2 separate regions of the Mus musculus genome follow, and region 2 is linked to region 1. The links are chromatin loops, found by intact Hi-C in ENCODE. Cell type or tissue: heart. All regions are shown on one strand. Each heading gives the region's core, and the rest is flanking DNA. Links, peaks and the distances in the headings are about the cores only. Region 1 holds the start of Ddx41 (DEAD box helicase 41). Region 2 holds the start of Tmed9 (transmembrane p24 trafficking protein 9).

The links. A loop is a pair of places that touch in the nucleus more often than their neighbours do. Peaks named below come from ENCODE experiments on the same cell type or tissue, not always from the same donor. Only the 100,000 strongest peaks of a DNase experiment are listed, where the experiment ranks them.
Region 2: a loop joins it to region 1, with 4 times the contacts of the local background. A loop is called at or near these places in 1 of 42 quality-filtered maps.

The regions. Positions count from the first base shown.
Region 1 is chr13:55,533,161-55,539,357 of GRCm38, reverse strand. It overlaps Ddx41 (DEAD box helicase 41), which reads left to right and starts at 2,700. Exons shown (of 17, transcript NM_134059.2): 1 at 2,700-2,877; 2 at 2,952-3,062; 3 at 3,313-3,472; 4 at 3,554-3,628; 5 at 3,739-3,799; 6 at 3,933-4,069; 7 at 4,870-4,942; 8 at 5,042-5,195; 9 at 5,270-5,406; 10 at 6,197. The coding sequence starts at 2,851. It overlaps Gm46416 (a long non-coding RNA gene), which reads right to left and starts at 3,363. Exons shown (of 5, transcript XR_003950651.1): 1 at 3,266-3,363; 2 at 2,471-3,158. Fam193b (family with sequence similarity 193, member B) reads left to right here. Exons shown (of 11, transcript NM_145382.4): 11 at 1-42. In heart, for the core only: a CTCF peak has its summit at 2,547 (motif pointing right); DNase peaks (open chromatin) are centred at 2,217 and 2,747; H3K4me3 peaks cover 1,775 bases; H3K27ac peaks cover 1,673 bases.
Region 2 is chr13:55,589,932-55,596,128 of GRCm38, reverse strand. Tmed9 (transmembrane p24 trafficking protein 9) reads right to left here and starts at 2,994. Exons shown (of 5, transcript NM_026211.3): 1 at 2,772-2,994; 2 at 2,528-2,628; 3 at 1,299-1,424; 4 at 515-661. The coding sequence starts at 2,955. In heart, for the core only: a CTCF peak has its summit at 3,090; a DNase peak (open chromatin) is centred at 3,008; H3K4me3 peaks cover 1,988 bases; H3K27ac peaks cover 1,778 bases.

The DNA of each region.
Region 1 (6,197 bases), core at 1,378-3,877:
ATATCTTTCATGGGGAGAGATAAAGCAACATTTGGACACAGAGTTAGTATGATGGTGATTTGCTGATCTGAATGGGGAGTGGGAGAGAGGTATATGTACTCAGAAATAGAGGTCTGTCTTAGTCACCATCTACAGCAGTATTCTGCTCAGGCAGTCTGCCATCGTTCTTATATAACCCTTAGAGTCCCCAAGCAATTCTGAGTGGGGCTGACAGCCCAACATAATGGAGATGGGGGACTAAGGTTATGACAACAAAGTGACTGCTAAACCGTCTGGCTGGGCCCAAAGGTTGTGGCTGTTGTCACTGTCTAGGCCCTGTCTCCTATTGGGAGGACTCAAGTACATCAACCTAGAACACTATATGGGCTGGGTAGCTCGACAATGGCCGCCTCTGCATAGTGAGAGGCTGATTCAGTCTAGTGCTTCAGGGTTGCTGGGAATTGAACCTGGATCCTCTGGAAGAGCTCAGTGCCCTTGACTGCTAAGCCATTTCTAGCCCTCAAGAGAGTCCCTAATCCACCGGGCAATGGTGATGCATGCCTTTAATCCCAGCACTCGGGATTTCTGAGTTCGAGGCCAGCCTGGTCTACAGAGTGAGTTCCAGGACAGCCAGGGATACACAGAGAAACCCTGTCTTGAAAAACCTAAAAAACAAAAAGAGAGAGAGAGTGTGTGTGTGTCCCTAATCTTTAGTCCACATTGGAAAACTGAAGAAGCTAAGCTCTGATGTCAGCAGAGTAGTTGCAAAAGCAACATTTCCTCGGATCTCCTTATGTCCAGGATACCACTGAGAAAAGTACAGCACATTTGAGTGTAGTGTCTTCACCCCTTAGTTAATCCTTCCCGGAAATGGCCTTACAGGTTCACCTTGCTTAGCCTTTACACTTAGTTTTCCCCTCTGCAATGTGATCATGTGGACCTAGGTTGGATATGGACTTTTACATATGCATGAGACCAGAGGCCCTGAGGCCTTTACAACTATGCACCTGCAGCCCTAGCCAGTTGAGAGCTACCCACACCATACCAACACAATTGGAGCAGTTAAGGACAAACACCTTTTAGAATTAGATCTGCGTGTCCAGTGGGAATGGGCTATGTATACACTCGTAAACCTTAAAACAAAACACATACTAAACATCTATAAAGTCAAGGAATCCACTTCACCTTCCCAAATCCTATTTTAATGTGGTAGATTTACTAAAAATGTCTCACATGTGCCGTGTCCAGGCTTAAGTCTTTTTAAAGATCTGTTTTATGTGTGAGTGTTTTGCTCACACTGTAAGCCTGGTGTTGAAGGTCAGAAGAGAGCATTGGATTCCACAGAAATGGAGTTAGAAATGTGAGGCACCATATAGGTGCTGAGAATCCAATCTGGGTCCTCTGCAAGAACCAATGCTCTTGGCCTGAGCCACCCTCCAGCCCTGCTAAATGCCATTCTTAGCAAGCGTCTGCTAGGCTCTGCAGTTAACCCATACTCTTCTCCTCCCCCAAGGGAGCAGGAGCCAGACCACAGGCTCACAGCTCCTGCTTCTCAGCCTGTTTCATTTTTAGGAAAGGGAAAACAGTTGTAGCCTTTTCTCTGTATTGGTTAGCTTTGTTTTTCACACTTAAAACTGCTCTTTAAAATTCCAGTTGTGGCAAGAGTTAAAGTCTGGTCAAGTACCTACAAAGTCTAGCTTTGGCCTTCAGCACACGGTCACCAGCTAGGTGACTCCTGACTTTCTTTCACATTCCCCACCCCTCCACAATTACTCTTCCATTATGAATTCCGGGTGTTTGTTTCTTTACCATGAGTTCTTACTGTGTAGCCCCAGCTGGCTTCAAACTCAGATCTGCCTGCTGAGTGCTGGGATTAAAGGTGCATGCAACCACCTGGCTTTTGGATTTTAATTATTCTTCAAGAGAGGCTACTTGCTATGAATATCACGAAAATTGATTTGCACTTCCTTTGTGATTTCATGCTAGGTATTGTGATTATACACAATCCCAGCACTCATGAGGTTGAAGCAGGAGGATCACCACAAGTTTGAAGCCAACCTTGGCTACATGGCAAGACCCTCTCTTAGGTTAAAAAAAAATCATTTTATTTCTCCCAATCTCAGAACACTTTGGCACTCCATGGTGATCGATGCACCTATTACAGATAAAGACTTGGGAAGGAGCAGCCAGCACTAGCTCTGTCTTTCCTCCTTAAAGTAGGACTCCTAACAACCTGGGCCCGTCTCCTTACCTCACACCAGCCCCTGAGATCTCTGCAGATGCCCCAAGGAATCTGGTTATTTGCTCTACACTCTCAGCCCCTTTCCTGCTCTCTTGATGGTGACTCCTCCCTCCACTAACTCGAAAACCCAGATCCAGCATCTCTTCTGTGCTATCTCTAGCTTCCCAGGTGGTCACTCTGAGATGTATATCATTTACACACATAACATACAAGGTTAAAAAAGACCTTGACCATTATTTTACTTCTGACCCGTCGGAACAGCGGTGTTATCTCACGTTAATGAATAATATTTTGCGAGCACCGCTTGCAGGGCTGAAACTCCTGGCCGCCAGAGGGCACAACGCTCCCCGGGAGCGTGCGGGAAAGGACAGCGTGCGGAGGGTAGGGCGTGTTCAACAGATTCATCCTTTAACCCACGACTTGGATCTTCTGCGCATGCTTCAAATCCTCCCGCTACCCACAAGGCTTCGCCAGACCCAATTGGCTCCGCTGCGCGTCCGTAAACGCGCTGGAAGAAGATTGTCCCGGTTCGCGATCCGGCGCTCACGCCGTTGCTAGGCGACCACAGCAGTTTTTCCTATCTGATTGGAGCTCAGATGCCCTGGCATTGCGCATGTGTGCAGCCTAAGATGGAGGATTCGGAACCGGAGCGGAAGGTGGGACTGAGGTTTGGTCCACGCGAGGGGGTGCGGGCAGGGGGAGGGGCCGCGGCTGACTCGGGTCTCCGCAGCGGGCACGCGCGGACGAGGCGACCGCGGGTGGGAGCCGCTCCGAGGACGAGGATGAGGACGACGAGGACTACGTACCCTATGTGCCGTTGCGGCAGCGCCGGCAGCTACTGGTGAGGGGCCGCATCCCTGGTGCAACGGCGACATGTCCCCGGCCGTCAGCGGGAGGGGGGATCTGGGGAGCTGTAGTCCTACCTTGGGTCGTGGTTCTGAGGAAGACCAGGGACTAGTGAACCTGAGTTCCGGACAGACGTGCGCCTCAGTGCACACGATCCCCTTCCCGGAAAAAGCCCTCCCGGGTGCTGTGCCCCCTCACCTGCTGGGTCCTGGGCTTGGCTCTGAGGGACACTGCTGGGACCTCAGCTCCAGAAGCTGCTGCAGCGAAGACGCAAGGGCGCTACGGAGGAAGAGCAGCAGGACAGTGGCAGTGAGCCCCGAGGAGATGAGGACGACATCCCGCTGGGCCCTCAGTCCAATGTCAGCCTCCTGGATCAGCACCAGCACCTCAAAGAGAAGGCTGAAGGTGGGCCTAGCAGGAAGGAGAGAGGACGGGCCTAGGCCGCAGTGCTCCTGCTTCTCTGACCTCTTCGGCTTCTTTTCTCAGCACGCAAGGAGTCCGCCAAGGAAAAGCAACTGAAGGAAGAAGAAAAGATTCTGGAGAGTGTGGCTGAAGGCCGAGGTACCATTATAGTTGGTTCAGAGCAGAGGTGGACTGAGCCACCTCCTCCCGATTTCAAAGGCGAGACCTCTTGGGTGGTCTTGCTCATTGAGCCATGTCTGTCTCCTCAGCCTTGATGTCAGTGAAGGAAATGGCCAAAGGCATCACCTATGACGATCCAATCAAAACTAGGTATGCCTTTCCAGTAAGTATATGAGGTTGGGACTGGCAGTGGTACCCTGACGCCCTGCTGTGCGGACTGGGGAGGGAGCTGCCCCACCATACTCTACCGTGTTGCCCTCTCCTGCCCACCACCTACCCATAGTTGGACACCCCCGCGTTATGTCCTGAGCATGTCTGAGGAGCGGCATGAGCGAGTTCGGAAGAAGTATCACATCCTGGTGGAGGGCGATGGTATCCCGCCACCCATCAAGAGCTTCAAGGAGATGAAGTTTCCTGCAGGTACCCGAGGAGAAGGGAGACACCGTGCTTTATCATCTTGCCCCTGTGAGGTTGTGTATCCCAGCACCCACTGCGCTCAGCCGTGGGAATGGAGAGTTGGAGATAGGAAGTCTCTCTGTGGTTGTTGGTGGTACTTGGTTTTGGGGGGAGGAGCTCTTTTGAGACAGGATCTCTTTCGGCAGCCCAGACTGACCTCAAATCCAAAACAGTCCTCCTGCAGCATCCCTACTGAACGCTTGTGCTAGCTAGCACTGGAGGCATAACCACCACACCCTGTGGGCAGTTGTGAAACCACGTGTCGTTTTGGAGGCCCAATTGTCCCCGAACATAATATGTCCAGGCTTTCCTCACACTCAAAGATCCAGTTATCTGTGCCTCCTAGGTTCAGGGCTTATAGGCATGTCCCACCACTCCTCACTAGAGGAAGGGTTTTTTGTTTTGTTTTGTTTTGTTTGAGACAGTGTTTCTCTGTGTAGCCCTGGCTGTCCTAGTACTCACTCTGTAGACCAGGCTGACCTCGAACTCAGAAATCTGCCTGACTCTGCCTCCCAAGTGCTGGGATTAAAGGCGTGCGCCACCACCGCCCGGCGAGGAAGGGTTTCTTTGGACTTATTTTCAGATGCCTCGGCTATCTTCTGCTTCAACAGAGCTTCCATGAGAACTTAGGCCCAGTGAGCCAGTGAGCCTTGGACCTACTGTTTCCTGACACCCCAGCCTCTGTTTCACGATTTACAACTTACAGGGAAGAACTAATTCTACCGGACTCAGGATGCCAATTAAACTCCTGTTCTTTACTACAGCTATCCTTCGGGGCCTGAAAAAAAAGGGCATCCTCCACCCAACACCCATTCAGATCCAGGGCATCCCTACCATGTAAGTGTGGGCTGTGAGCATGACTGCAACAGAGAAGCCATGCCCACTTATCCAGCTGTCTCCTGCTGGGCCAGTCCTGAAGCTGTCCTCTCCCGACAGTCTGTCCGGTCGGGACATGATCGGCATTGCCTTCACGGGGTCAGGCAAGACACTGGTATTCACTCTGCCAGTCATCATGTTCTGCCTGGAACAGGAGAAGCGGTTGCCTTTCTCCAAGCGAGAGGGGCCTTATGGGCTCATCATCTGCCCCTCGGTAAGATAGGCTAATCCTGGGGTCGGGAGAAGGACTGTGCTGGCTTCCGGTACCAGCCTTGTCTCTGCCTGTAGCGAGAGCTGGCTCGGCAGACCCACGGCATCCTGGAGTATTACTGCCGTCTGCTGCAGGAGGACAGCTCACCCCTCCTGCGCTGTGCCCTCTGCATCGGGGGCATGTCGGTGAAGGAGCAGATGGAGACCATCCGACAGTACGTACTGATGGTCTCGGTGGCATCCCCTGAGTGTCCAGAGAGGTAGAAGAAGCCTTTAGATTGGCTACTGCATGGGCCTCACACAGTTCTTCTGGGAGTCCAGTCCTTGAGGGAAAATGGTTTGGGGTAGGATGGAAAGATGTAGCTGGATATTGTGGGAATAGAACAGATGGAATGCCCCATTCTCTGGGATATTGGAAGTCAGAAAAGGCATTGCAGGGAAGGTGCCATTTGAAATTGGGGGTCAGTTCAGGTAGAAAGCTCAGAGATTGAAGTCTAGGGTATCCAGAAAAATCAGAACTATTTACTGTGGTTAACCAGACTAAGGTACTGATGTGGACTGGACCCCAGTAGCACCTCTGCTTGGTCCTTTCCAGGTAGTGCAATCCTAGCAGACATCTCTAGCACTCTGGACCAGGCCCCAAGATGATAGTCATACCAGAACCCACCCCTATGTCTGAGGTATTCCCAGGCTCAGGGAGGATGCAGGTGTATAACAGATAGCTCATCAGAAATGTGAGCCCAGCAAGGCCAGTAAAGGGGTGCAGGAACCAGGAGAAAACCTCTAGAGACTCAGGATAGCTCTTGTGGGGAAGGCATGACAAAGTAAGTGCTAGCCAGAAAGGTCTAGCCCTTACTAATAAGCTGCTTTTGTTATACAGAAGATAGCCTGGGGAAGTGCTGAGAGGCAGGGGAGGAGACAGCGAAAGCAGAAGGCAGTGTACAGCCTCTTGGTAGCTCATAGAGATACCCAGGAACCCAAAACTTAGGGTTTCTTTGTTCTCAGT
Region 2 (6,197 bases), core at 1,666-4,165, 56 kb before region 1:
GCCAGGGCTATACAGAGAAACCCTGTCTCCAAAAACCAAAAAAATAAAAAATAATTAAAATAAAGGGGGTGGGGGGCGGTAAGTGGGAAGCTAAAATCTCAGAACTACCTTTACTACTGGGAGGCCGTAGCAGACACTGTATAATTTTTCCTGTTTAGATGGGTCACTGCCCATCAACTACAATTCATTCATGATACCTGCCTGGTTCCTGGTCAGGAAAAATTCAGAGGCTTTAGATTCTGGGGACACCTAGAACCTTTAAAACGGCTGCTAAGGTGCTGGTATTATCATGCTCTTCTCCTGTTTGTCACTGTGATTTCCTGTGAAGCCAGGCTCTTACGAGGCTGCGGCTCGATTACAAATGGACTCTGTAACACACAGTCACCTTTTAGACCTGCACTCTGGCATAGGTAAGTCCCCTGGGCTTCCATAAAGAGTCTTTCCTGCAACTCCTAGCAGCAGAGCTTGCCACCCACCGGGCGGCCGGCCGAGCCGGCACTCACCCAGCACTCACCCGCTGGTAGTTCTGCTCCTTTTGGATCTGCTCCACTTGCTCCACCAGCTGTCGCACCCTCAGCTGCAGCTCGCTCAGCTTGTCCTTGGCAGCAATTTCTGCATAGTCGTTTGCATGTTCGCCCACTTGGATGTCAAGGTGAACCCTCTGGGGAGGGAAGAGTGAGAAGAGAGTGAGGCGGGCCTGCTGCCTCTGACTGCCGGACTGGCAGCTGATCTGTCTACCTTCCCTTTTTTCTCTTTCTTTTTGTTAAATTCAGATCACACACTGAGACACCCTCAATGCTATGGGGCTCCGGGTATACGAGTGAAAATAATAAGCTTGGGGCTCACACTCTGACCTATGTTCACACTGTTTGTTAATACCCATGTTCACACCATTTGTTCTTTGTAGCTGTGGCTTCCCAAGAACAGAAAAACTTCAAAGAGCAAAGACACAGATTCAAAAAACATATTTGTACTGAGAATGAAGCCTTTTTGGTCATTCTTTAGATCAATTCATATGCCACATATATCACTAACACTGCATTAGGGGTTATACGTAACCTAGAGATGATAAAGTATACAGCAGGATATGTATGCCTTGTATAAAAATAAAAGCACACTATTACGGTCGTAAGAAATGGCTATACAAACTGATCAGTCACTATGCCCTGTATGCCCTCTGGCAATCCAATGCTTTAAAAGGCACAAAATCCAGTACCTGCCACACTCACGGTACAAATGCCCAGTCCTAAGCAGGGTATACTGCCTGAAAGCCTTTGGTCACCCATGGACCTACTTACCAGCATCCCTCCGGCAAAGAGGGAGAACTTGGTGGAATTTGAGTGAAGACAGATCTGGTGCTCACCAGGGGTGTGGGAGGTGAAGGTGAACCTGCCCTCAGAGCCATACTGCCGGGCCAGGATGACCTATAGATAACAGGGAGGATTTCAGTCAGTGATGCTGCCAGGAGACTAGGAAAAAATGGGGATAAAAGCTCTGAGTACCACAAGAGTCTGCAAGGAGAGCCTTGGGCACGTCACAGCACTAAAGGACCCAAGGGTACTCAGCCACAGGCATAAAATGATCGCAACAATCTGGGGCAGGGTTGAAGGGTCTGACATCAGGCTGGCGAGTAACTGCTCCCCAGGCGGAGCTGGCCTGCCTCTACCTTCCAGGGGCAGCATGACCACCATGTTGCTGTTTTGTTTTGTTTTTAGTTTTTGGGGTTTTTTTTTGGTTTTTCGAGACAGGGTTTCTCTGTGTAGTCCTGGCTGTCCTGGAACTCACTTTGTAGACCAGGCTGGCCTCGAACTCAGAAATCCACCTGTCTCTGCCTCCCAAGTGCTGGGATTAAAGGCCACCACCGCCCGGCTGTTTGTTTGTTTTTATGCCTGTTAATTTTTTTAAGTATTTTTTTTTCTTTATTTGTGTGAATGTTAGCATTGGGTGTCCTGAAACTCACTCTGTTGACCAGGCTGGCCTGGAACTCAGAGAGATCCAACTGTCTCTGCCCTCCAAGTGCTGGGATTAAAGGCATGGGCCAGCTTTAAGAGCATTTGCCTGGCTGCAAATGCTCTTCCTTGATGCTCAGCCATCTCTCCAGGCGCTTGGATGAATGGTGATGTCAAAAATAACTTCCACAACTATTCTGATGGTTAGTGACAACAAAACTATTTTGCCTTTTGTCTTTAAAACATTATTTGTCAAAACTGAAAGGTGTTCTGTTTTGTGAAATTAAGGCCTAAACAACAACTTTAGCATTAGCAACTTTTTGGTATCCATCACTGACTGCAATTAATACACTTATCGCTAGAGTAAGTGAGCTTCCATTTCACAGGCTAGGGAAAGCAGCCGAATTGGGGGAGTCACTCAGAGGTCACTGAGAAGTTGTGAACTGAACCTGTCCAGAAACCGCGGCCCAAGTTCCTAGAGAAGATCCGGTATCTTCCCACAACACCAACTAAAATTCTCGATCGAACAGATAAGGAAACTAACAAAGAAGTACCGGAGCGGGTAAGGGCCAGCTTACCTTGTCCTCGGGGTCTTTTACCTCTACGAACATGCCAAGCCCAGGGGTGGCTGGCTGGTACTCCTCCCGCTGTTTGTCATACAGCTGCGTCCGGTAATTTCCTGGAGACAGGCGGAAAAAGGAAGATGAAATAAGCTCGAAGAGGTGCGGGGTTCGCGGCCAGGCTAGCTACCCGGAACAGGTCGCATCCCCCTCCGCCCCAGGACCACTGACTTGTCCCAAACGCTTCCCTGCGCCCCCGCACCGATGACCATGGTCTCGTCCGGAATCTCCTCAATGAAGCACTTCTTTTCTGTTTCTCCGATGTGGAAATACAGCGCGCTTCCGCGGGCTGCAAGCCACAGCAGTAGCAGGAAGGCCCGCATCCCTCTCCCCAGCAAGAGACCCGGTGAGCTTCCGACAACCCGCACGCCTCGCACCGCAGCCATCTTGCCCCACCTGCCTGCGCAGGCGCAGACTGCCGAGCCACGTAGCCCAGCGGAGGCCACCGCAGTGCCTGCCGGGACTGCGAGTTCCGCCGCATGGACTACAAGTCCCTAGATACACCACGCCTCCGCGCGGCAGTACCTGATTGGGGCTGGTTTCTGCAAGCTGAGGACTGGGGTCTCCAAAATGGAAGGATTTTCTTCGGTTTAGCCAAATAGCGAGATGACTGATAATAGTTGTCAGCCTGCGCAACATATAAGCGGAGGCAAGGTTCGAACCTGTTTCACCCAATAGTAATACAACTCTCCCTCTTGCCCATCCTCTCCCCATCCCTCTTTACTTTTATTTGATTTGACACAGGGTCTTGCTATGTTGCTTTGCCTCACTGGAATTTACAATGCAAACTCCCCCCGGCCTGAAATTTGTAGGGATCTTTCTGACTCTTAAGGTTGGGATATAAGGTGCACACAACACTATGTTCAGCCATCCTACTCTCGGTTACTATTTGCACTGTCTATTCTTTCCCACTCATATCATTACTTTATATTCCAAAATGAACCTCTTAGGGGCAACATGCAATTAGATCATGCCTTTTGAACGCCATCTTGCCAAGTTCTACCTTTTAATTGTAGGGTTTATGCCACTTACATTTAATTTAATCATTAATAAGATTTATAACTATCATTGTGTTGTTTATGTATGTCTTGTGTTTGTTGTTCACCAATACCTTTGTCTGTACTAAGTAGATACATTGTGGCATCTTTTTTTTTTTTTTTCTTGAGACAGTCTAACTATGTAGCCCTGCCTGGCTCTGACCTTGATAGGTAGACCATGTTGGTATCTCTCTAAACTCCACCCCCACAGTTCCTGGCAGAAGCCAAGTATGCTCCGCCCCACAGTTACCTGGCAACAGTCAGGTAGTCCTGGCTCTATAAAAGGGGCTGCTTGGCCCCTCCTCTCTCTCTTACTCTCTTACTCTCTTGCCTCTTTCCCTTTGCTCTTTATTCCCTTCCCCTCTCTCTTCACGTCGCCATGGCCAGCCCCTACTTCTTTACTCTCTCCTTCTCTCTGCCTCTGCTACTCTCTTAACTGCCTTCCCCATGCCCTAAATAAACTATTCTATACTATACCAGTGTGGTCTGGTCCCTCAGGGGGAAGGGATGCCTTGGCATGGGCCCACTAAGGCAACCTCTTCCCCCACACCCCGCCAGAACATATTCTTATAGCTCGCTCTCTTTTTATGATCACAACAGACCAGGCTGTCCTTCTTGATCTTATAGAGCTCTGTCTACCTCTGCCTCCCTAGTGCTGGGATTAAATTAATCTCTTCATGCTTGTAGGGTTGATAAAGGATACACATTCCTCTCTAGGCTTTGGATTGATAGAGATAAGGAAAGCCCACACAGGCAAGAAGAGGGAGTCCCACATTGTAGCTGAGACAAGAATGCATGGAACTTTTACTGAACAGGCTCATAGTGCAGAGAGATTCCAGAGATCAGGAGATCCAGAGGGCAGCACAGAAATGCTGATGAGGAGAAATTGCAGAATAGCTAGATCTCATCTCCCTTCCAGGCCTCTGGGGTATAGGAGGTCTCAATGAAGCACTTGTACAGATTGTAGAGCTCAAACAATTTCCTCTATAATCCATGAGAACCAGCAGCTACAGTGGCAGAAGTGGCCAGTCTGATCTGCCAACGTCATCCCCTATGCTTCCTGCCCTGTGGTCCCATCCATATCAGCTGCCTCTTTAGGGGCAGCAGTGTTAGTACTGCTTCTCATTGCACTTCAGAGATGCTTTCTCAGCCTCACCTTATATAACAACAACAACAACAAACTAAACAAGCAACCAAAAACAGAGTAAAGCAAAAGTTGTTCAGGTTTCTTGCTAATGTGGTAAATGCTTCAGCAGGGAAGAAGTTGTCCTATAGAGTCTGTGTGGCAACTCCCAAACAGGAATTAAAATGGTAGGAACAGGAACAAGTTTGTGGTCTGAACATGGAGGGCTCTAGCTTTGGAGTGGGGGAAAGGGCTTGTGCTAAAGAACTGTAGAAACAGGGCTGGAGAGATGGGTCAGCACTGGCTGCTCTTCCAGAGGGCCTGAGTTCAATTCCCAGAAACTACATGGTAGCTCACATCCATCTGTAATGGGATGCCCTCTTTTGGCACGCAGGTGTGCATGCAGATAGAGCACTCATTTAAAAAAGAAAGAAAGAAAGAAAGAAAGAAAGAAAGAAAGAAAGAAAGAAAGAAAGAAAGGAGTTAATTTTATATCCAGCTACTTCACCGAAGCTGTTTATCAGGTTTAGACGTTCTCTGGTGGAATTTTTAGGGTCACTTATATATACTATCATATCATCTGCAAAAAGTGTTATTTTGACTTCATCTTTTCCAATTTGTATCCCCTTGATCTCCTTTTGTTGTCAAATTGCTCTGGCAAGGACTTCAAGTACAATGTTGAATAGGTAGGGAGAAAGTGGGCAGCCTTGTCTAGTCCCTGATTTTAGTAGGATTGCTTCCAGCTTCTCACCATTTACTTTGATGTTGGCTACTGGTTTGCGGTAGATTGCTTTTATCATGTTTAGGTATGGGCCTTGAATTCCTGATCTTTCCAAGACTTTTATCATGAATGGGTGTTGGATCTTGTCGAATGCTTTTTCCGCATCTAGCGAGATGATTATGTGGTTTTTGTCTTTGAGTTTGTTTATATAATGGATTACGTTGATGGATTTCTGTATATTAAACCATCCCTGCATCCCTGGAATAAAACCTACTTGGTCAGGATGGATGATTGTTTTAACGTGTTCTTGGATTCAGTTAGTGAGAATTTTATTGAGTATTTTTGCATGAATATTCATAAGGGAAATTGGTCTGAAGTTCTCTATCTTTGTTGGATCTTTCTGTGGTTTAGGTATCAGAGTAACAAACAAGTCAATGACCTATCTCTACACAAAGATTAAACAGGCTGAGAAAGAAATTAGGGAAACAACACCCTTCTCAATAGTCACAAATAATATAAAATATTTTGGAGTGACTCTAAGGAAATGAAAGATCTGTATGATAAGAACTTCAAGTCTCTGAAGAAAGAAATTAAAGAAGACCTCAGAAGATGGAAAGATCTCCCATGCTCATGGATTGGCAGGATCAACATTGTAAAAATGGCTATCTTGCCAAAAGCAATCTACAGATTCAATGCAATCCCCATCAAAATTCCAACTCAATTCTTCAACGAACTAGAAAGAGCAAT